2 separate regions of the Mus musculus genome follow, and region 1 is linked to region 2. A link is a contact called in ENCODE POLR2A ChIA-PET data. All regions are on one chromosome and are shown on one strand. Each heading gives the region's core, a stretch centred on a gene start or an enhancer-like site at or near the end of the contact. The rest is flanking DNA. Distances are from core to core; before and after follow the strand shown. Region 1 holds the start of Usp4 (ubiquitin specific peptidase 4 (proto-oncogene)). Region 2 holds the start of Nicn1 (nicolin 1).

What was found. ChIA-PET counts read pairs that join two places held with the same protein, here RNA polymerase II (POLR2A).
Region 1: POLR2A ChIA-PET joins it to region 2 with 17 read pairs in Patski. The contact joins the promoter of Usp4 here to the promoter of Nicn1 in region 2. POLR2A ChIA-PET finds 5 or more read pairs at or near these places in 4 of 5 experiments (Patski and embryonic stem cell).

Annotation. Positions count from the first base shown.
Region 1 is chr9:108,346,347-108,349,496 of GRCm38, reverse strand. It overlaps Usp4 (ubiquitin specific peptidase 4 (proto-oncogene)), which reads right to left and starts at 1,666. Exons shown (of 22, transcript NM_011678.2): 1 at 1,479-1,666. The coding sequence starts at 1,579.
Region 2 is chr9:108,288,994-108,291,936 of GRCm38, reverse strand. It overlaps Nicn1 (nicolin 1), which reads right to left and starts at 1,494. Exons shown (of 6, transcript NM_025449.4): 1 at 1,275-1,494. The coding sequence starts at 1,406.

The sequences.
Region 1 (3,150 bases), core at 417-2,916, 57 kb before region 2:
CCTGGGCTGAGTTTTTCTTTTTAATTATGCTTTGGTTATGTGCCTGAGTTTGAGCATGACTCCCAGTGCCCACGGAGGTCAGGGGAGTTGCTATCCCTGGAGCTGGAGCTTGAGTTACAGATGGCAGGGAGGCACCAAACCCGAGTGCTGGGCCTCAGACTCAGGCACTGCAAGAATAATCTAAGTTCTCAGATGCTGAGCAGTCTCACCAGCCCATGAGCAATCATTTCAAATGGACTCTTTCTACAAGTAAAACTATGTTACTAAGTTATTAATCACATTACCCACCACCATTTTTTTTTTTTTTTTGAGACAAGGCTTTTACTATGTCACTGAGGTTGGCCCTGAAATTTGGCAGCAATACTCCTCCAGGACTAAGACTACAGGCATGAGCATCCAGACCAACCTGAATATTCTTTCTGTGTCATCCCTTTGCAGAATTTCTAAAGTACCTCTCTCTATTTGTCTGGCCTTTCACTGGCTCAATTTAAACACCATAAACTACACCTAGACCACACCCCAAACACATAAGTTCTGTTCTCTTTTTCAGTCCTCATATTGGTCATAATCAATGAGAAACCTACCCTATTATTTGACTCCTACACAGCAGCACCACCCAGGCATTTCTCCCCGACTGGGGAGTACAATCCCTTCTAGTTAACAATCTCTTAAGAGGCCTCATATTTGAATCTGCTCTAGTAAACCTGGAACTTTTTTTTTGGGGGGGGGGTGCTGCTCACTGTATGAGACCAGCCCTGAACCTACAGCAATCCTACAGCCTCTGCTCCTGCAAACCAATAAAGCATATGCCAGCGTGCCTGGCAAAGTCTTGTAACTTTCGATCTTCTATTTTGCTCCAGGAGTCAAGCTCCCCTCCCTTCCCCTCCCCTCCCACTCTTACATCTAACTACTGCTACAATTGTCCCGGACCATCTGACAACTGGCTTCTAGTTTTTGGCTTTGAATCCTGTCCCACGGTTTACAAGTTACAAAGTATCACAGTTTACAAGTTACAAAGTATCCACTTCGGATCCTCTCTCCACGCCAGGAGCGTCCTAAGCCACAAATTGCTACCGAGGTTTTAATTGTTAAGGATCGGAGGTGTGTAAGGGGTGGAAACTTCCCCCACCAAGGTCACCATCAAGCGCCCAAGTCTTCGGTGGTTAAGTGCTTTCCCCCACCTTCCCGCTCCCGCCGACCCCAGCGCGCCCCCTTTTCTATATTCTACACCCCCTGTCCCCGCCGGTCCAAGACTACTGTGAATCCGAATGGACCGGGACAAACCCCACGCCTGTCAGCGCTGTCCCCCAGCTGATCCCGGGGTTTCTTTCATCAGCGGCCGCTGTCAAGCCACTCTTTCAGACTCCAGGCACCGCCCCCGGCCCGCCTCCACCTAAAACTGAGGACAGAGGTCCGGCCTGAGGGCCAGCGAGCCGGCTAGACGCTCTGCGCCGCAGGAGGGCAGGGCGGACGCTCACCACTGCGCCCCACGTTGGAGCGTGGTCCCCATCAAGGCTCCGAGCTCCGTCTTCTGGGTCTCCACATCCGGTCGCTCACGGCTGCCCCGGCCTTCCGCCATCTCGTCCGCCGCCCCGGCCCAGCCGGCCCGGACATCCGCCTAGCGCACGGCGTGCTATGGGCCGCGCCCACGCACGCACGTAACCACGCACGTGCGCGCGCCCGGCACCGCCGTCGACTTTCGCCTCTTCTCCCCGCCCCCACGCGCTGTTAACCCCCCCCCGCCCCCTCCGGAGCCGAAGCGGACAGAAGCAGGCTGGACGCCCAGAGGCGGCGGCCACATCCACCCGTGTCTGAGCGGCTCCTGCGATCTGACTGCTGGCCCGCCCTCGACCCATCAGTCACTCGCTCCATCCTGGCCTGTGAGGTTAGCCTGATGCTAAATCCGTGCAGGAGGAGCCTGCCGCTTGCTTTTCTTGTTTCCACTCGGTTCCATGCGGCTTTCAGCAAGACTGCCTAAATGCGAGATTGAATTTACTGCCTCGGCAGCCCCTGTAGCCAAGTGCACACGGACGCATTGAGATCTGGACTGTCCGGTGTGGTCCAGCCATTAATAGTTGTTTCAAACAAGGGCCGGCGCGATGGCTACGTGGGTGACAACTGGGTTTGATCCCCAGAACCCGTGTAAAAGTGGAAAAAGAAAACTGACTCTTTAAAGTTGTCCTTTGTTCTCGACACAGACACTGTGGCACGCGTTCGCCAAACAGGCACACAATAGTGAAATTTGTTGTTTGTTTGGGACAGGTTTCTTCTAGCTGCTGTCCTGGAGCTGTTTATGTAATCTAGGCTAGTCTCGAATTTAGGCCCATTTGCCCTTTTCTCCAGAGTGCTGGGATTAAAAGCATACATCACCACACCTGCAAAAAACAAAAATAAAGTCATAAATAGACGCAAAAAACAAAGTTGTCTTAAACAACTTTGTATCCTGTCAGCCATCCAGGTCAAGGAGAGAGTAGCAACCACCGAAGCCGACAGAGGTCCAGGCATCTTAATTTTTTCCTGAAACAATGATTCCGTTTTCTTCCGGGCGGTGATGGCACAGGCTTTTAACCCAGCACTCAGGAGGCAGAGGTAGGCAGATCTCTGAATTCGAAGCCAGCCTGGTCTACAGAGAGAATTTTAGGACAACCAAGGCTACAAGAAACCCTGTCTTGAGGAGAAGAAGAAGAAGAAGAAGAAGAAGGAGAAGGAGGAGAAGGAGGAGGAGAAGGAGGAGAAGAAGGAGGAGGAGGAGAAGAAGGAAAAGGAGAAGGAGAAGGAGAAAAGGAGAAGGAGGAGGAGGAGGAGGAGGAGGAGGAGGAGGAGGAGGAGGAGGAGGAGAAGGAGAAGGAGAAGGAGAAGGAGAAGGAGAAGGAGAAGGAGAAGAAGAAGAAGAAGAAGAAGAAGAAGAAGAAGAAGAAGAAGAAGAAGAAAAAGAAAAGATTGCAAGTCTTGAAAATCTTGCTCTGGAACAGGTTTAAAAGCATGGTAGAAAGCCATCTGTGGAGATGCCCGGGCAACTGGTGAGCTTTTGCTTTTCAGGCAAATCCTGTTTTGTTTCGGTTTTTTTTTTTTCGAGACAGGGTTTCTCTGTGTAGCCCTGGCTGTCCTGGAACTCACTCTGTAGACCAGACTGACCTTGAACTCAGAAAT
Region 2 (2,943 bases), core at 245-2,744:
GCCCTCTTCTGGTGTGTCTGAAGACAGCTACCATGTACTTACATATAACAATAAATAAATCTTTAAAAAAAAAAAAAAGAATAATAGTAGGGCCGGGCAGTGGTGGCCCACGCCTTTAATCCCAGCACTTGGGAGGCAAAGGCAGGCAGATTTCTGAGTTTGAGGCCAGCCTGGTCTACAGAGTGAGTTCCAGGACAGCCAGGGCTACACAGAGAAACCCTGTCTCGAAAAACAAAAAGCAACAGCAAAAAAGAAGAATAGTAGGATCCTGCACTGGAGGGGTTTGGGGAGCCTAGAGTACCAACTGCCATAGCAGTAGTTTCCATCTCGATGCACACCAGCATCACCTATGGAACTTAAACAAAACAAAACAAAACACACAAAAGCACAGATATCAGGACTAGAGAGATGGCTCAGCAATGAAGAGTACTTGGTGCTCTTGCAGAGGACCAGGTTTGGTTCCCAGCACCTACACGGCACCTCACAGCTGTTCATAACTCCAGTTCCAGAGGATTCAGAACCTTTTTCTGGCCTCTACTAGTACCAGCCATGCACAAGGTATATATGCAGACATGCAAAAACAACACTCATAGATTTAAAATAAAGCTTTTTTAAAATAAAAATATTAAATAAGTAAATAAAAATATAGATGTCAAAGATCCACCTCAAACACACTGACTCAGATTTTCCAGGGTCGGATCAATTAACTAGGTTTCCCCAGATTGTTGGGAAGCAACATCTTGCGAGAGAATGACATATTGTAATACAAAGCACATAGAGCCAAGAGGGTGGGTAAGGGAAGGATGCTATGCCATTAGAGGTAGCCTTTGTCCTGTGTTGAGGTCATGCAACGCCCTGTCACTGTCAGTTGAAATGGAAGAACAACTAGGGATTGGAAACAAGTCACCAGGAGGACCTAGATGAAGGCTAGGTTGCACCTGACCTGTGGCAGGGGCCACTGGAATGGTACGTTTGCATCATTGTTTGACGATTGCAGCTACGGCCGAAATCAAATATCCTCTCACTTGTACTGAGATTCAAATTGTAGTTCCAGTGATATCCTGGGCACTGGGAAGAGATGCTGAAGAGGATAGGACGGGAAACTCTAGTCTATTTAATAAAGCTTATTAATAAAGACTGTAAATGCTTCTGAATAGGCCCAATTCGCAAAAGCAAGAGACACTGTAGAAGCTGTGTAAATGCCTAGGAAACGCCCAAGTTACTAGGTATTCCCCGCCCAGAAGCCTTGATCGCTTATATGGGGGGTTGCTCACCTCGAAAGGCGCGATGTTGGGAAAAGTGACATCGACGACCAGCACGCCAGGCCGACCTTGAGAGGTCCTCATGTCGCCCACTTGCAGGGCTACAGTGCTTTTCACATGACAGGGCACCAACACACGGGACATGATTTGGGAGATTACAACCAAGCAAAATCACCGCTCACAGTCTCCATCCAACCACTAGCTCTTATTGGCGTCCCTTATCAACCAAAAGAACTACAACTCCCAGGCCACATAACGTTTGTAACAGTTCAGCCAATCACCGATGATCAGGGCGGGTCAAGAGTCGGAAATGTCAACGGAAGTTCTTCTTCAACCAATCATCCTCGCGTCTGTAAGTCCCTCCCGGGCTGCTCCGGGCAACCGTCGAGCCGTTCTTTATCCAAAGGATCCAGAATGCTTTGGGCTGTCTTATCCCTCACTTAAATTCTGCTACTTTATTAGGTTAAGATGTATAAAACAATCAGGCGTTTAGTGTCACTCGCTTTCAATCCCGGCACTTGGGAGGCAAAGGCAGGCAGGTCTCCGAGTTCGAAGCCAGTCTGGTCTACAGAGAGTTCCAGGACAGCCAAGGATGTTACACAAAGGAATTATTTCTCCATAGCATCCACAAGATCCATCTGGGTACAACCCGAGGTATATGGCAACTTAAGGGATATGGCACCTTTTCCTGACCTCGGAACTATGGTATTTTTAAAACTACAAACCAGATCAGGTATATTGGTGCAAGCCTTTAATCCCAACATTGAGGAGGCAGAGTCAGAAGCAGGTGAATCACTGAGAGTTTAAAACCAATCTGATTTACAAAGAGAGTTCCAAGCCAGTCCTGTCTCAAAAACAAACAAACAAACAAACAAAGTGGGGTCACAAGGTATTGATTCACTCCTGTAATCCCACCAAAATTGTAAAATTTAGTTAAGAAATAAAATGCCAGGCATTGGTGACACTTTAGTTAACCCAGCACTTGGAAGGTAGAAGCAGAATCGGTAAGATCAGAGGTTCAAGGCTAATCTCATGAATGTAGTAGGTTTCAGGTTAGCTTGGGCTATGTGAGGCCCTAGCTAAAAAAAAAAAAAAAAAAAAAAAAAAAAAAAAGCAAAACAGTCAATAAATTGATTGACCGGAGAAGAGGCAAATACTTGGTTTGGGATTTGTTTATTTTTTGAGACAAGATCTCACTACAGATGTAGATGAAGCAAACCTCAAATTCAGAGAGATCCATCTGCCTCCATAATTCTGGGATTAAAGGTATGTGTTATCATGCCAACCTACCAAGTTTTCCTTTTACATTTTATATTGAGGCATTTGGGAACATTAAAGAATCTGAGGTGTATGGTCAGGAATTTCAGTCCATGCAGCAGGAGAGATGGCTTAGCAGTTAAAAGCCCCTGCTACTTTTCCAGAGAATGAAGTTTAGTTCCCAAAACTCCCATCAGGCTCCAATGAATGCCTGTAACTTAAATGCTCTCTTCTGGCCTCTAGGGAAATTTGAACTTATGTGTACATACCCCTACACAGCCCCTTGTGCATTGCGTACACATAGCTTAAAATTAAACCTAGCAGTGGTGGTACACACTTTAATCCCAGCACTCAGGAGGCCGAGGTAGGTAGATCTCTCTGAGTTTTGAGGTCAGCCTGGTCTACAGAGCAAGTTTCAGGACAG